Regions from separate parts of the Mus musculus genome. Here region 2 is linked to region 1. A link is a loop called in an ENCODE intact Hi-C map of the cell type or tissue named here. Cell type or tissue: heart. All regions are shown on one strand.

Region 1 (8,000 bases):
GGAATAAAATTTGGGTCTAAAGCTAAGCATGGTGATGCATGCTTTTAGTCCCAACACTTGGGAGGTAGAGGCAGGCATGGCTCTGAGTTTGAGGCCAGCCTGGTCTACAGAGTGAGTTCTAGGGCAGCCAGGGCTATACAGAGAAACCCTGTCTCCAAAGAAAAAGAAAAGAATCATCATCATCATCGTCGTCATCATCACCATGTTCCTCCTCCTCCTCATCCGGGTCCTCTGGAAGAGTAACCAGCACTCTTAAATGCTGAGCCATCTTCTCAGCCTAACTTTCTAACTTCTGGGTTTGTTTGTTTTTTGGTTTTTGGTTTTTTTTTTGTTGTTCTTGTTTTGTTTGTTTGTTTTGTTTTGTTTTGTTTTGTTTTTTATGATGCTGGAGATTGAATCCAGGGCCTTATGCATACTAGACTAATGTTCTACCACTGAGCCACACCCCAAGGCTCTCACTTCTGAACTCTAGGCAAGTGCTCTACCACTGAGCCAGAGCCCTAGTCCTCTTTTCTCTATCTTTGAGACAGGATGTTACTAAGTTGCCAAGGCAGACCTTGAACTTTCCATTCTCCTGCCTTGGACACTTAAATAACTTTGTTTGTTTGTTTGTTTGTTTGTTTGTTTGTTTGTTTGATACAAAATCTCCCTGTGTGGTCCAGACTAGCCTTAAACTCAAGAATCTCCTGCCCCAGGCTCCCAAGGGCTGTTGGAATGATAGCCCAGCACTACAAACTCCAAATTATATATGATACAATGTAAATACTATATAATAGTTGTTCCTTTGTGTTTTAAGATTTATTCTTTTGTGTTTGAGTACTTTGTTTCCATGCACAACAGTGCAGAGCCCAGAAGAGGGCATATGACCCTTGTAAGGGACAGTTGTGAGGCACAGTGTGGGTGTTGGGAACTGAACCCTGGTTCTCTGCATGGCTAGCAAATGCTCGTAACTGCAGAGTCCTATCTCTAGCCCCTTAGGGAATAACGAAAGAAGAAAGTCCAGACATGGGCTGGTGAGATGGCTCAGTGGGTAAGAGCACCCGACTGCTCTTCCGAAGGTCCAAAGTTCAAATCCCAGCAACCACATGGTGGCTCACAACCATCCATAACGAGATCTGACTCCCTCTTCTGGAGTGTTTGAGGACAGCTACAGTGTACTTACATATAATAAATAAATAAATAAACAAACAAACAAACAAACATTAAAAAAAAAAAGAAAGTCCAGACATGTTCAGTATGGGCACTTCCCCCCCAACACAGGCACAAATAATTTCAGTCTCTGATCGGCTGAATCCTCAGATACAGAATTCAGAAATGTGAAGGGTAGATTGTCTACCTAGGTGCCCTTCCACACCCCTAGTCAGTGTTCAAGAAACAGCTTTGATTTGCAGCATTTGATGGGTCCCAGGTTGCCTGTCATCCCAACCCTCCAGAGGCTGGAGCAGGAGAAATCAAAGGCTTGCCTGGAGCACAAAGGGAAACTTTGTCTCAAGAAATTAAAATAAGAAAACAAGCTGGGGGGCTGGAGAGATGGCTCAGCGGTTAAGAGCACTGACTGTTCTTCCAAAGGTCCTGAGTTCAAATCCCAGCAACCACATGGTGGCTCACAACCATCTTTAATGAGATCTGATGCCCTCTTCTGGAGTGTCTGAGGACAGCTACAGTATATTTACATATAATAAATAAATAAAATTAAAAAAAAAGATTCACTTTAAAAAAAAAAAGAAAAAGAAAACAAGCTGGGCATGGTGGCAATGCCTTTAATCCCAGCACTTGGGAGGCAGAGGCAAATGGCAGTAGTAAGTCAGTTCGAGGCCAGCCTGGTCTACAGAGGGAGTTCGGGATAACCAGGGCTACATAGAGAAAGGCTGTCTTGAAAAACCTAACCAAACCAAACAAACAAACAAGAAAAGACTAAAGGCCGTGTCTGCCAAGCTCCTATCAGGTAGCACGTTGAAGCCTGGCAACTGCTCCTCTTATCCCTTTCTGTTCTCTTGGATACTGCTCAGAGCCTGGGCATGCTTTCCCTGGCACAGTGTTTTGTGTTTTCTTATTCTTTCTCTGAGGCTCCCACACCCCTCCCCCCATCCCTTTAGCCATGTGACTACTTACTAACCTCCATTGCTTTCTTGGACCCTAACTTAAAAGACCTGGCTCTCTCTCTTCCTCTCCCCCACTCAACAATTGCTAAGACTTACTGCCTGCACTGGGGTTTTTCTCCCAGTCTGTAATAAAATTGTCCTTGGGTGTTTTGTTTTGTTTTGTTTTTTAAAAAACACTCCGACCTTGTCTTTCTCCAAACAGGTATCAGCAGGCCACTCAGTCCTCAGGTCAAACCTCCTTGGAGATTCCCCACAACCAATGAAGTGGGGATGAAACCTGGCCAGTCACTCTATCACCTAAAAGTGATGCCTAGAAGCATCCTTGAGGCCTCCCTCTCTATGGTAGCCCACACCTAGTCCTGAATATCTGAGAGTCAAGTCCTTCCAACACCACCATATTAAGCCTGCCCATCCATCACTTCTTAGAGGCTAATTGATCTTGTCCCTGATGCTGCCTCTTACATTTCAGCCAACTGTAAATAAAGCAGCTAAACAAGACTCATTTCTGCTTCTCTTCTGCTTATGTCACAGAATAAAAGTCATAGTCCTTATGAGCCCTTCAAAACTGCCCTTGCCCCTACCTTCTCATGAGTTTCACCCCACTATTCTGTAAGTTTCTTTTATTTATTCATTTATTTATTTATTTATTTATTATATGTAAGTACATTGTAGCTGTCTTCAGACACTCCAGAACAGGGAGTCAGATCTCGTTACAGATGGTTGTGAGCCACCATGTGGTTGCTGGGATTTGAACTCTGGACCTTCGGAAGAGCAGTCGGGTGCTCTTACCCACTGAGCCATCTCGCCAGCCCTTCTGTAAGTTTCTTATGTGTAGGGACCTTTCTGTGTTCTGTTCACCATTGTAGCCAAAGCAGTAAGATGCTTAGTAAATAACTGTTATGGAACGGGATGTACTTCACTGGTAGAAGGCTTGCCTAGAGCTCACCAATGAGAGGCTGGGAGCACAGTTCATAGAGCATTCACCTAGCATTCATCCAAAAAGCCCTGGGTTCCATCCTCAGTATGACAAAAATGAACATATACATTTTAAAAATAATTAATTAAAGAAAGAATAATTGCTACATGCAATGCATAAGTTGAAACAGCTCTATCCATAGTTCTTAAAAACATCTTTCATTTAATTAAGTTCCTCTCTCCATCTCAAGTTAACTCCACCCCTTTTTCCTGTCCCAATAACACATTAATTAGCACTTACATAGTGCTTACTGTGTGACACTTATCTGTGTGCTGTTTTCAAAACCTGACTCATTTAAGCTACATAATAACCTCATGAGGTCAGTGCTAATTATTCCCATTTAAAGATGAAAATATGGAGACACAGAAATATCACGAGGGTTCTGGGAGTCCAACACAGACAATGAACCGGCCCTAAATAATCATAGTGCCAGCTGGGCATGGTCGCTCAGGCCTGTCATCCCAGCTACCCTGGAGGCTGAGGCAGAAGGATCAAAAGTTCAAGGCCAAGGGCTGGCAAGATGGCTCAGCAGTTAAGACTGCTCTCTGCTCTTCCAGAGGATCTATCACCCACTTGGTGGCGCACAGGGGATTCCGAGCCCTCTTCTGGCCTCCAGGGGTACAACAGATACATCACACACCGACATAGTTGGTGGCAAAACATCCATACAAATAAAATAAACTAATTATTTTTTAAGTTTACAGCCAGGGTTACACAGGAAGTTCAAGGCCAACTCGAGCAATTTAGACTCAAAAATTTTAAAAAAATAGAAAGACGGGCATAGGGGTGCGTGCCTATATCCCAGCTTTTGGTAGACGAAGTACATCCTCAGCTGTACAGCGAGTTCAGGCAGGCCTGGGCTCCTTTCCGAGCCCCCAAAACAATGTAATTCGGTGGTAGAGCAAAGGCCTGGCATGCTGGAGGAGCTAGATTCAGAACAAGGAAAGCCTCGCCACAACCTCTTAACCCCGCCTCCTAGCAAATAAGCACAACTTCAGTTTCATCCTGCCAGCACTCTAGGCGGATACCTAACCACACCCATGCAGGTCAACCCTGACCCACCAGGCCTTCAGACTCCGCCCCACTCCGCCACGCCCCCGCCAGGCCCCGGACCCAAAGCAGATTCCTAACTCCGCCTCCACAGACCCGATGTGCCCCGCCCTCCCCAAGTCACGCCCCCAGCGCGGTGGCCAAGGCAAATTCTTAACTCCGCCCCCATAGGCCGGCTCCGCCTTGCCATATGCAGACCACGCCTACCTTCTTGCAAGCTGAGGCTCTTAGCTGCCGGTGAGTCCTCTCGCAGCTCACGGACAAAGATTCCTTCTTTGCCGCCGCCTGCTACGTTGAAGCCGCTGACCCCGGTCTGTGCCTCGGTCTCCACGATAATCTCCACCAACTCCGCCCGTCTCAGCTCCTGCGAGGGGCAGCAAGGGGTCGCCATGGAGCTCCAAGACGGCAACTCGCCCAGAGCTCGCCATGGCGTTCCTTCTCTAGGACCCGCGTTGTGGTTAAACAGCTCTCCTTTCCCGCTCGCTCTCTGGGAGGGTCGCGGTCCGAAAAGCAAGGGGCGGGGCGGGGCTGGAAGAAGAGGGGATGAGTAGGCGGGGCAAGATCATGGGGCGGGACTAGAAGTGCCAAATTAGGTGATTTTGAGAAGCTTATTAATTTTCCATTCTTTCTTCCTTTTCTTCCTTTTTTTTCATTTTATTTTTGAGACAGGGACTCCTGTAGCCCAGAACGTCCTAGAAATCCTCCTTCAGAGATCCTCCTTAAAGTACTGGGACTAAAGTCATAAGACAAAATGCCAATTCCAATATCCATATTTTAAAGACCAAATGGGGCTTTAATAACTACACAACAAGCCTAGGGATTTAACCCAGTGGTAGAAGTCTTGCATAGCACGCACGAGGTTCTGAGTTCTGTTCCCAACATGAAACTAAACAAACCAAAATATAAAATATTCAGCTTGATAATAGTTATTCCTACAGGACAAAGGCATGCCTCTAATAAAGGGAGACACCCTTAAGCCATGCGGGATGGAAGAATGGGGTCTTGCCCTCTGTGGGCTTGAATATGTGTAAGAATGCTGTTGTGAACTCTTAACTCCAAGACATGCATAACTCCCCCGGGAAAAGGAATCCAATGAAGGGGGGGGGGGTGCGTGGGTAATGAATGGTGACCGCAGCAGAACTGGCATTCATGGTATTTGCTGGCCCTGGCTCTGAAACACGCTAGAGGGTTCACATCTGCTTCCCAGAAGGGGAAGCGAGAGGTCTGATTCTGTCTAGGAAACCACAAGATTTTGCGGAGCACCTTGCACTTCTGGGCCTGTTGCTGTACTGCAAAGTTGGGTGGTGTGAAAGGAAAGTCTGGTTGTGAACTGAAACCTGACCAAGCATGGATGGACCTGGGAGAATGCAAGGCACTGCGACCAGCCAGGAGAGGGAAAATCAGGCCTAGACTAGATGCCCTACTGCAGTGGGACTAGAGCAGGAGAATATGAAACATTAGTTGGGGGGGGGGGAGCTTCTTGGAACAGTAGGGTCCTTCCACTCCCCTTTGGACAGCATCTTGTGTCTCCCCGTGTTTTTTTGGGAAGTCACAGGAAGGCAGTAACTCCTAGGAATTTAAAGTGACTTACTTAATGCCTCAAAGCACATTAACAGCCAAGTCTTGTCTTAGGTATTCCACCCCAGGACTCTATAGGCCGTGACCCCATTGCCTGTCACCCTCAGCCTTAATGAGGCTCCTTTGTAAGTAGAGCCACCCAGCCTGGTACTCAGTAGAAGAGGTTAAAACTGCTAACATCGAATCTGAAAGCAGTGGCAGTGACTGAAGGTGATCTCTTGGTACCAGACTATGCAGTAGTCCAAAAAATGAACCATCGGAGTTCCCAGAGATGGGGACCATCACCCCACCTCACCAGTGGGGAAGCTGGGGCTCCAAGAAGTTAGGTCACCTGCTTAGGGCTGTACATAAAGCAGGAAAGGACTGGATTTGCCTTGTGGGTCCCTACGTCCTCTACAGTGACTTTGTACTTTGTCAGCTCTTATCTGTAGTGGGGTGTTTTGACTCAGGGTCTTACTCTGTATTTCAGGTTGGCCTCTAACTCACAGTAGTCCCCCTGCCTCAGCCTCCTGAGTACAAGTGCTAGGATCATAAGCATGTATCCATGCTTGGTTATAACTAGTCTCTTCTGATAAAATATTTCTGTTGAATTTTTTGGTTTTGTTTTTGTTTTTCAAGACAGGGTCTCAAGGCACTGGCTGTCTGTCCTGAAGCTCACTGTGAAGACCCTGAACTCACTGATCCACCTGCCTCTGCTTCCCAAGAGCTAGGATTAAAAGCCTGTGCTATCACACCCAGGTATGTTTAAATTTATTTTAAAATGACTTGGGAGCTGGGCAGTGGTGGTGCACTTTAATTCTGGCACTCAGGAGGCAGAGGCAGGCAGATCTCTGAGTTTCAGGCCAGCCTGTTCTGTTTACAGACTACAGAGACAGTTCCAGGACAGCCAAGACTACAAAGAGAAACCGTATTATTAAAAAAAAAAAAAAAAAAAGGTAGGGGCGAGGCAGCAAAACAACAAGATAAACAAAGGATTTTGTGTGCATCGGCGTTTTGCCTGCGTGTAACGCTGTGCACCACATACGTGCTTAGTGTCAGTGGAGGTCAGAGGAGTGAGTGTGTCAGATCTCTAAGGGGTTTGAACCCCCATGTGGTTGCTGGAAATTGAAAGGAATCCTCTGGAAAAGCAGCCAGTACTCTTAACCACTTTGCCATCTGTCCAGCCAAGGGTTTCCCTTTTTTGTTTGTTTTGTTTGTTTACATTTATTTATGTGTGTGTATAATGCATGAAGGTCAAAGGAATCAATTTTAGGATCCGGGTCCTCTCCTCTACCATGTAGCTTCCAGAAGATTGCACTCAGGTCATCAGACTTGGCAGCAAGCACCTGTACCCACTGAGCCCATCTGCTGGCCCCTCTGCTGGGTTTCGTCATCGTCATCATCGTCATCGTCGTCATCATCACCATCACCATCATCATCCTCATAATCGAGGGCTGACTCCAAGATCTTGTGCATATTAGGGTACTTTACCCCTGAGTGACACTTTTTTTTTTTAATCTTTGTGGGATAGGACCTTACTAAATTGCCCAAGTTGACCTTGAACTTGAAAGCCAAAATGATAGGCATAAGCCACCACACCCATCTGTAGGCCCCGAGCGCGTTGTATTGAGCATTTGACATGTTAATTTCTCCCTCACATTTCCTATTTCCAGCTTCCAGGTGGGGATACCAAGGCCCAGAGAAGCCGGGACATGCCTTCTTGGCACCCTAACCTGTGGACACCCACCTCAGCGCTGCGGCTCCTGGCCTCCATAGCTCTGCAGAGAGTCACCTGGGGGCTCGAGCTCCCGTGTCCTCTCCTCCTTCTGCTGCAGGACCACCTTCAGCTCCTCATGGAGCAGCTGCCGCTGAGCCTGGGGGTATAAGATGGAGGCCTGAGGCAAGGAGGGATTGTCGGGTAGAGATGGGGCTTGCCAGAGAGGTCGAGTGCAGGGATGGCATCAGGCGGGCGGAGAGTAGGGCCCCTCACCGCTTCTTGAGTGATGGCCTTTTCTCCTGACAGGAGCCCCACTCGGGGTGATGCACAGCTGTAAGCAGGAATCTCACTCTTCCTTTGAGGTCTTGCTGCCTGCCAAGGAGAGAGAGACAAGGGGCGTGGGACATCAGACAGACCCAGGGAAGATAGAGAGGGGCATGCGGAACCAGCCAGCTCTCACCTGAGGGTCACTTCCAGCTTCCTGGGCCTCCTGGGTCTGGGGCTCTAGGAAGAACAACACACACAGTAGTATTATCTCATATCCCCTGTGCTCGTTCTGACGATTCTTTGTGCTCAAGTGCCTTACGGTTATTTCCCA
Region 2 (8,000 bases), 60 kb after region 1:
TGAGTTTCAGGATGGCCCCGTGGCTACTGAATAAGGAGCCTCATGAAGCTCATTTGTTGCCTGGCTAGACAGCCGCTTCTCATGTTCAGCCTTAATCCCAGCGCTCAGGAGGCAGAGGCAAGTGGACGTCTATGAGTTCAAAGCCAGTTCAAAGGTTAGTTCCAGGCCTGGCAGGACTACACAGGGAGACATTGTCTCAAACGAGACAAAACAAACAAACAAAAAAAAAAACCAAGCAAAGCACACAGTTCACGTTGAGATGAAAAGGGCCCCACGAGGGGCTGAAGAGACAGAGGCTCTGTGGTTGAGAGCCCTTGTGGCTCTATCAGAAGATCTGGTTTCCATTCCCAGGACCCACAGGGTGGCTGACAACTCTCTACAGCTCCATTTTTCAGGGGACCTGACCTCCTCTTCTGGCTTCCATGGCCACCAGGCACAAGAGTGATTCACAGACAGTACATACATAAAAAAGGATAGAAAATAAAATAAAATAAAATAAAATAAAATGAAGCAAGATGCACACGCAGCTAGTAGCTACCAAACAGCACACATTTAGATCTTATCCTTCCTGAAAGACAACTTCTGTGAGATAATTAAAATACGGGCTTTTATCCTTTTCATTTATCTTCATTACTTATTAACTAGTTTACATTTATTTTACCGTGTGCGCAGGAGTCAGTTGTCTCTTTCTACCCATGTGGGTCCTGGGGATTGAACTCAGGCCATGAGGCTTGGCAGCAAGCGCCTTTACCCACTAAACCACCTTGCTGGCCCTAAAATATGTGGTGACTTTTTTCTTTAACAATATCATTTGTTACTAACATTTTGTTCATGTTTCTTGTATTTATTTATTTGTCAGAGTGTCACACTGTAGCCCACACGATCACCGAATTCACAATGTAGCTCAGGCTGGCCTTAAACCCTGTGCTGTTCCTGCTGTCTACCTCCTAACTGCAGGTGTCAAACATCTGGTCAGGCTTTCTGTTAAGCTTTTATTTTTAAGTAATCTCAGCTATAGAGAAGTTGCAAGATTCTCTAGACCTGCTTCCTCTTTTTACTTATATACATAGTATATGATATGCAGAACTTATATATTTGCATAGAAAATTCACACATGTACAAATCTGTCTGTCTTTCTGTTTCTCTTCCTATTTGAGAATAAGTTGCAAAATTCATTCACTTTTAAGGTTTTTCTTTTCCTTCCTTCCTTTTTTATTTTTGGAGGCAAAGTATTACACAAAACAGGCTGGCCTTGAACTATGTTTTCCAGAACTGGCTGTGAACCTTAAAAAGAGAGTGTGAACCTTCCACTCTCTGAGTCTTGGGAGTATAGGATTTTCTCATCATTTCTCCAGCTCTTTCAAGAATTAATAAAATAAAATAAAATAAAATAAAATCTTAACACTCAATACAAAATTTCACTGCCTGACCAGTACACATAAATTCATATGTCAATCCAACATCTGGCATTCTGTAACCTTATCCTGGCAGGAATGCAGATGATAATCAGACTGCTTGAAACAGTGGACCCCCCACTCCAAAAGTGCAACTTTCCCAAATGCCTCATGATGGCAGGAGAAGGAGGCCGGGGCCCTGTGCCAACCAGAAGAGGAAGAGATTTCATGGCTCTGACAACTTGTCAGAGCACCTTGGAGGACACAGGGTTCAACAAGATGATGGCTGTGATGACCACACCATTAACGAGAGGGATTGCGCATGCGTGGGTACCTCTTGCCTTCTATTTAAACTTGTAGCTTTCATCAAGACCTTGAAGGCTGGGTCTGGGTAGCAGAGGAGCTTCCCGACATGCTTACATTAAATTCATCTCCTTTTTCTACTTTCACTATTAGTTTTTCTCACTAATTGACCTGCTGAGGACACGTGGTCAGACCTGGCTGCCAGGGCCTAGGCTCAGATTCTAGCGACTCCCGCAGCAGCAACTTGATACATTTTGATCGTTTGTGACCAATTTAAAGCAGTCCAGCACTCACACTGAGCCCTAGTTTGAAAAGTCCTAGATTGTAACAATTTTACAAAGTGGCCATTCTTATCATACCAAGAAAGGGAAACTGAGGCAGGTTCTGGTAACTAGCCTTGGGCACACAGTGGGTAGAGAAAACCAGAGCTACATTTAAGACTGGGCTATAATCTTTATATCTGAGTTCAGTTGGCTGAGGAGTATAAGCACCCACTGGGCATGAGCCTTGGTTCTAAGCACTTTCTGCATTGTAAGTCATTTCATCAGAGTCTCAAGGCAACCCCTGTTTTTGTTGTTGTTTTGTTTTTGAGACAGGGTTTCTCTGTGTAGCCCTGGCTGTCCTAGAACTTACTCTGTAGACCAGGCTGTCCTCGATCTCACATAGATTCACCTGCCTCTGCCTCCCAAGTGCTGGGATTAAACACTTGCACCACCACCACCACCCAGCTAGCAACCTCTGTTTATCTGTTACTCTTATTTGTGTGTGTGCATGTATGGAAGTCAGAGGTCAAGTTCTTCTGAGTTGGTTCTCTCTTTCTGGGGATTTAACTCAGGTTGTCAGGTACCTTTACCCACTGACCTATCTGTCTAGCCCGCAACCATTGCTTCAATATTGGTCTTCTTTTCTCTTTTCTTTATTTATTTTACAGATATTTAGGTCTTTGACTGTAGATGACACAGTATTTGGTCACATCACTGTGGTATGTGGTAGACCTGGCTGTTTAAATACACAGGATGAACCCAGAGTCTGTTTGTTAGACCCTTGGTCCTACAAAATGACATTGAGGGACTAAAACCCAAGCCCTTCCTAGCTACTTGTTTTCCTTGACTGTGCAGTTTCTTGGGCACGCTAGGCCGCTAGGCCGTGGGGCCTACTGAGCCACGCCCCCCTCAAGCCTCTTCTCACAGGTGGATCCCAGGCAGGCGTTTCATCTCTGAGAGCTATATCCCCTAATCCCTTCCTGCCTTTTTTTTTTTTTTTTTCCTTTTTCTTTTCTTTTTTTTTTCCTCTTCCTGTTTCTGACAGGTTTTTCTGAGCCACAGGGAGAAAAAGGCCAGGCCTCCCGGAAATCCTTCGTGTAGTTCCGACTGTGACCAGCAGGGAGAGCCATCAGTAAACAGTGGTATTGGGGATTAAGGTATTTAACAGGATACTCCACAAATTCATGGTGACACAGCATTTGTCAACTTCTCTCTTCCTTTCCCTGTTCCTCCCTAGAAATGATTTATCAGCAGCTTGCTTTTGTTTTGTTGTTTTGACATAGGGTCTAAGGTTGCCCACGATGGCCTTGAACTTGCTGCGCAGCCAAGGATAGGTTTGATCTCCTGAGTCTCCTACCTCTGCCTCTCCAGGGGTGGGGGAAATTACAGGTCTACACCACCACAGCCAGCCTGTAGTTTGTTTTCTCTGGGAGGCCCAGGGCGCTCTCCTTTGCCACGAATTAAGGCCCTCATTAAGTCCCTGGGGGAAAGGATAGCCCATGGGGGGCGGGGGGATGGAACTTCTAGAAAAAGCCTCACCCAAAGCAGGAGCTGTGCTGGGAACCAGCAGGGACTGGGCTCTTTGTGGCCTCCACCCTTTTGGGGCACTCTGATAGTCAATATCTTAAGAATCGCCAAGGCTAGCAAGGGTGTGGCTCTTTATCTGGAACTTTCACGTCTGGTCCAGAGTTAACTTCTAGACTGAGGAGCCAGGGGATGATGGGGGATCCTGCGCCCTCCCCTCGGGAGGCCCCAAAGCTCAATGTCCTTCCCAGGACTTCAGTTCTTGGACTGCCCCTCTCTTATAGGGTGATCACCTCCATTCTCTTTGAAGTAAGTTGCTGCCTAACCTTTTCGATTTTCTGTTCCAGTGACCAAACTATGAGCCTGCAGACAGTTTTTTAGTGCTTAAGACCACGGACCGGAGTTCAAATCCCGACACAGCCATGTACCAGCAAGTCCTCTCCGCCTCAGTTTTCTTATGTGTCAAGTGGGGTAACACACTAGTTCCCATTCCAAATGAGGGTCACCAGAATTTTAACACGTGTAAGGAGATGGCCCGGCTGGCTGGATGCCAAGCTAGTCCTGGCTCAGAAAACCCTTTCTGGGTGTGCTAACTAGGACCACCACCACAGTTACGACATTTCATAAGAACCCCTGGTTTGCATAGAACTGTCAGAGGAGTCCTCCAGGTTCCCACAGTTAATTCCTTTACGCCTTGAACCCACATAACGCTGAATGTCAGAGTCCTCCATTTGTGCCCCCGTGACCACTTGCTGGCCCACAGGCTGGGGCACACACCGCCCCGTGTGGTCTCCGCCCGGCCCCCAGGACGACTTTTCCCAAAACTCCGCCCGGTGTTCATGACTTCCCCCACCCGCCCCGGCTCCTGCCTGCTTGCACCGCCTGCGCCAGTGTGGTGAGCCCGGTCCTGCCGGTGGCACCGAAGATCGCGATCTTCTTGACAGTCATGCTGCGGGGTCCAGGGCCGGAAAAGCTGAGAACTCCGAGGACGCGCGGGAACACAGTGGCTGCGAGGAGGCGCGCTGCGGGTCCTCCTCGACCCAGAAGGAGGGGGCGGGACCAGACAAGGTTCCAGCCTCCGCCTCACCCTCCTAATTTGGGTTCAAAGGGCGGGACCGAGGCGACCACGCCTCCCGCTGGAAAGAGCATGAGTAGGCGGAGGAGTCAAATTGCATTTCCAGAGCCCCTTCTCCGATAGGCGCTTAGACGTAGAAGCCACGCCCCTTCTAGGGAAGGGAGTGGGCGGTGCTAGAGCAGTTTGTCACTTAGCGCTCTGCCTACTAGAGACAGCCACCCTTAGTGGGCGGGGCTGAGCGGGGCGGGGCCGGCCGGGGCGTTACGCCCACCGTGCTCTCTTTGCTCACGCCCCCTTACAGACAGGCTCTGAGATGGTACTTCCCTCTACCAAAGCGTCCTCCCAACAAGCAAGAGGGGTGTGTGGGGTGATTTTGTGCCTGTGTGACCCTCAGTGACCACAAGGGACAGCATGGTTGTGGGCGACACCCGGTTTCATTCCTTGTGTTGCAATGTGAGTTGTGTATAGAGATCATTAATGTTATTTGGCGTCCATGGGGGTGATACTGTGAGGGGTACTCAGCCTGTGTGATATGGTAAGCTGTAATGGAGTGTGATACTTTCGGATTGGGAAGGTTTGGGACACCACATGGGTGCGTGATATGATCCCATTTATGTGTGACTGTGTGTGACATCAACTGAGATTCCTTTTGTGTCTTGTTGAGGCTCTGATGTATGGGTGTGTAGCAACACAGGGTGTGTCATCTTTTGTGCCTAGGCAACTGGTGTGACATTTTAAGCGTGTAAGACTATGCGATTGTGAACTTTGTGTTGTGTGAGCGTAGATACTCTGTGACACCTTGGAGGTGTGTGACATGCCTGACTGTATGTGCTATTGGTGGTGGTGGCTGTATGTGAGTGTGTCACAGTGCGTGGTCCTGCAGAGCACTATTCCATCCTGTGATACTGTTCAAGTGATTTCATGTGACCCTTATTGTGGTGGTGGCAGTATTTGAGTAACAATGTATGTACGATCCTGCAGGGCACTATTTACTGTATTGGTAACTACTGGTGATATCTGAGTGTCACTGTCAGTGGTGGCTATATCAGAGTGTGTCACAGTGAATGACCCTGCAGGACACATTCCAGAGAGGAAAACATTGCAAGTGACTGCGTGTGACAGACAGTTAGAAGGTTTGACCCTGACTGACCCCTTACGAAGGAGTGACACCATGAGAGTGTGCATGTGGAGAGAGTGTGTATGACGTTGCCAGGGGCCCGGTGTGTGAGTGGCAGTGTGGGAGTGTGTGACGCTGCCTCGAGCGCTCGCGAGCGCGGCTGTGCATCACACGCGTGGCCCGGTGTGTGACAGCGCGGGCGGCGGGGCGGCGTGCGGGAGGGGTCCCGGGGGCGTGCGGAGCGGCTGCGGCGCGTGGGGGGAGGCGCGGCGGCGGCGGCGCATGCGGATCTGGCCGAGCGGCGGGCCGGTGGGGCCGAACAGAGCCGGGCCCGGCCCGGCGACGAACGCCCGCAGGGAGGGCGGTGCTGCGCGGCGAGCATCCGGGACCGCATCGGCGGCCGGCGCCCAGGTGAGCGGCGGTGCGGACGGCGGCCCCTCCCCAGCATCTCCCCACCTGGCCCAGCATCCTCCCCCACAAGCTGGCGACCTGAGCCCTCGGATCTGTTTAGCCGGATAGAGGCTTGCGATCCAATGAACCCCTCACCCTCACCTAGCTCAGCCACTGAACCAGGCGTGGGTCACCCCAAGGCCTTGTCCTTCCCAGGCCCCCCTCCTCCGCACGGTGACTGGACCACAGGGGCAGAGAGGCGCGGCTTTGGAAGGGTTAAAGCCTCGGATCCCACTCTCAGCTCAGCTCCCCACCGGCTCTTGCTGGATCCCGCAGGACCCCTTTCCCTTTGCACCCCGGAAAGGCCAGAGCTGCAAGCTGGGCCCACAGAGAGCTCGCCAAGTGCTAAGCGCCTCCTCTGGCCCAAGTATCCTCCATTGGGGAAACAGTTGTGACCACCCATTAATAGGAAAGGAAATCAAAGCACAGAGAAACCGAGTTCCACACCGCCAGAATAAAGCATTGAACCCATCTCTTTTTTGACTCTTGACCAGACCCCCGGACTTGCTAAGATATGAGACCAAAGAGGGAAAACTCAGAGCTGGCTGGCTGTGTGTGTCAGTGGTGGAGCACATGGCTGTGTGAGGCTCTGGATGGAATTCAGACACTATGAGAAGAAAAGAATAAGGAGAGCTATGGATTGAGGCTTGGCGTGTACCAGATCCCATGGTTGCTGAGTGAGCAACTCATTTCATCTCCAGACCTCTGTAGGATTTTCACAGATGAAGACCAGATAGGGCAAGTGACTTGGCTGGGGTCACACAGGTAGCCATGTGGTCACTTACAGCTTTCTATGAAAGAAGAGAAGAGCAGTGGTTTTAGGGTGCCCACTTAAAGGAATAATCTACTGTTGGCCACAATCTACCACCTACTTAGCGTCTTAAACTCTCCTGAGTTTGAGGCCTTCTGAGTCTTTTTTTGTATGTCTTGTTTTGTTTTGTTTTTCGAGACAAGGTTTCTCTGTGTAGCTCTGGCTGTCCTGGAACTCACTCTGTAGACCAGGCTGGCCTCGAACTCAGAAATCCACCTGCCTCTGCCTCCCAAGTGCTGGGATTAAAGGCGTGCGCCACCATGCCCGGCCATCTGGGTCTTTTGAAAAGAAGTGTATTATTCTATTTTTACAGTCTTAGAAGTAGGACTGGGGTGTGTATGTGGGGGTTGTGTTGGAGACATACTTGATGTCACCTACCCTCTAAAATAGGTATTTATGATGTTCAGGGTTCAGGAGGAAGACAGTAGTACATCAGGCAGCTATTGGTACGGGAATGCTGCTGTGTAACAAAGCACCCTTCCCAACTCACTGTCATAAAACACTAAGCATTTACTTAGCTGTAAAGTCAAGAGTTTAATAACTTAGGCTAGACCTGATTGTTCAGTTTTTCAGGCCTCAACTGGCATACTCAAGTTTTAGAGTTGTCATAGTGATGGGGGGGGCGGTATCATTAGCTGCTGTAGCTGGCTTTGGCTGGAGAGTTTGTGGTCCTGGACCTAGTCTAGTCTAGCATCACACTTAGCCCAAGCGATCTCTTTAATTAAGGCTCAGGACTGGCCAGCTATTTCCTCCCACTCAACTCCTGCTGGTCCAAGCAAGTCACATGTTAGAAGCCAGGGTCAAAGAGAAAGACACATCCCTAGGCACCCATAGACCTTTCGTCCCTCGGACGTTGGAGAACAAAAGGGTTACACAGCAAAGGGTGGTGACTGCAGGGGTGAATATAGAGAATTAGCTCTATAACTCATGCAAGTGGGTGGACTCCTCCATGCCTCAGTGTTCACATCTATAAAATGGGCCAATGATAACTGATCACTAAGGAGTTAAACACTTGAATGCGTATAAAATCCAGAGCAAGGCAAGGGCTCAGGTATGTTCACTC

Evidence for each region. Hi-C counts contacts between places; a loop is a spot of excess contacts. Peaks named below come from ENCODE experiments on the same cell type or tissue, not always from the same donor. Only the 100,000 strongest peaks of a DNase experiment are listed, where the experiment ranks them.
Region 2: a loop joins it to region 1, with 6 times the contacts of the local background. A loop is called at or near these places in 9 of 42 quality-filtered maps.

What each region holds. Positions count from the first base shown.
Region 1 is chr7:27,504,439-27,512,438 of GRCm38, reverse strand. Prx (periaxin) reads right to left here. Exons shown (of 7, transcript NM_198048.2): 2 at 7,863-7,906; 3 at 7,676-7,774; 4 at 7,433-7,559; 5 at 4,336-4,492. The coding sequence starts at 7,459. Gm15541 (a long non-coding RNA gene) reads left to right here and starts at 4,480. Exons shown (of 3, transcript XR_881907.3): 1 at 4,480-6,444; 2 at 6,987-7,167; 3 at 7,359-8,000. In heart, CTCF peaks have their summits at 3,692 (motif pointing left) and 4,467; DNase peaks (open chromatin) are centred at 3,658, 4,288 and 5,318; H3K4me3 peaks cover 2,213 bases; H3K27ac peaks cover 2,922 bases.
Region 2 is chr7:27,444,550-27,452,549 of GRCm38, reverse strand. It overlaps Sptbn4 (spectrin beta, non-erythrocytic 4), which reads left to right and starts at 5,961. Exons shown (of 36, transcript NM_032610.2): 1 at 5,961-6,087. It overlaps Blvrb (biliverdin reductase B (flavin reductase (NADPH))), which reads right to left and starts at 4,572. Exons shown (of 5, transcript NM_144923.3): 1 at 4,354-4,572. The coding sequence starts at 4,432. In heart, CTCF peaks have their summits at 3,081 (motif pointing right) and 4,933; DNase peaks (open chromatin) are centred at 3,069, 4,669, 5,399, 5,809 and 2 weaker places; H3K4me3 peaks cover 4,322 bases; H3K27ac peaks cover 2,435 bases; H3K27me3 peaks cover 2,313 bases.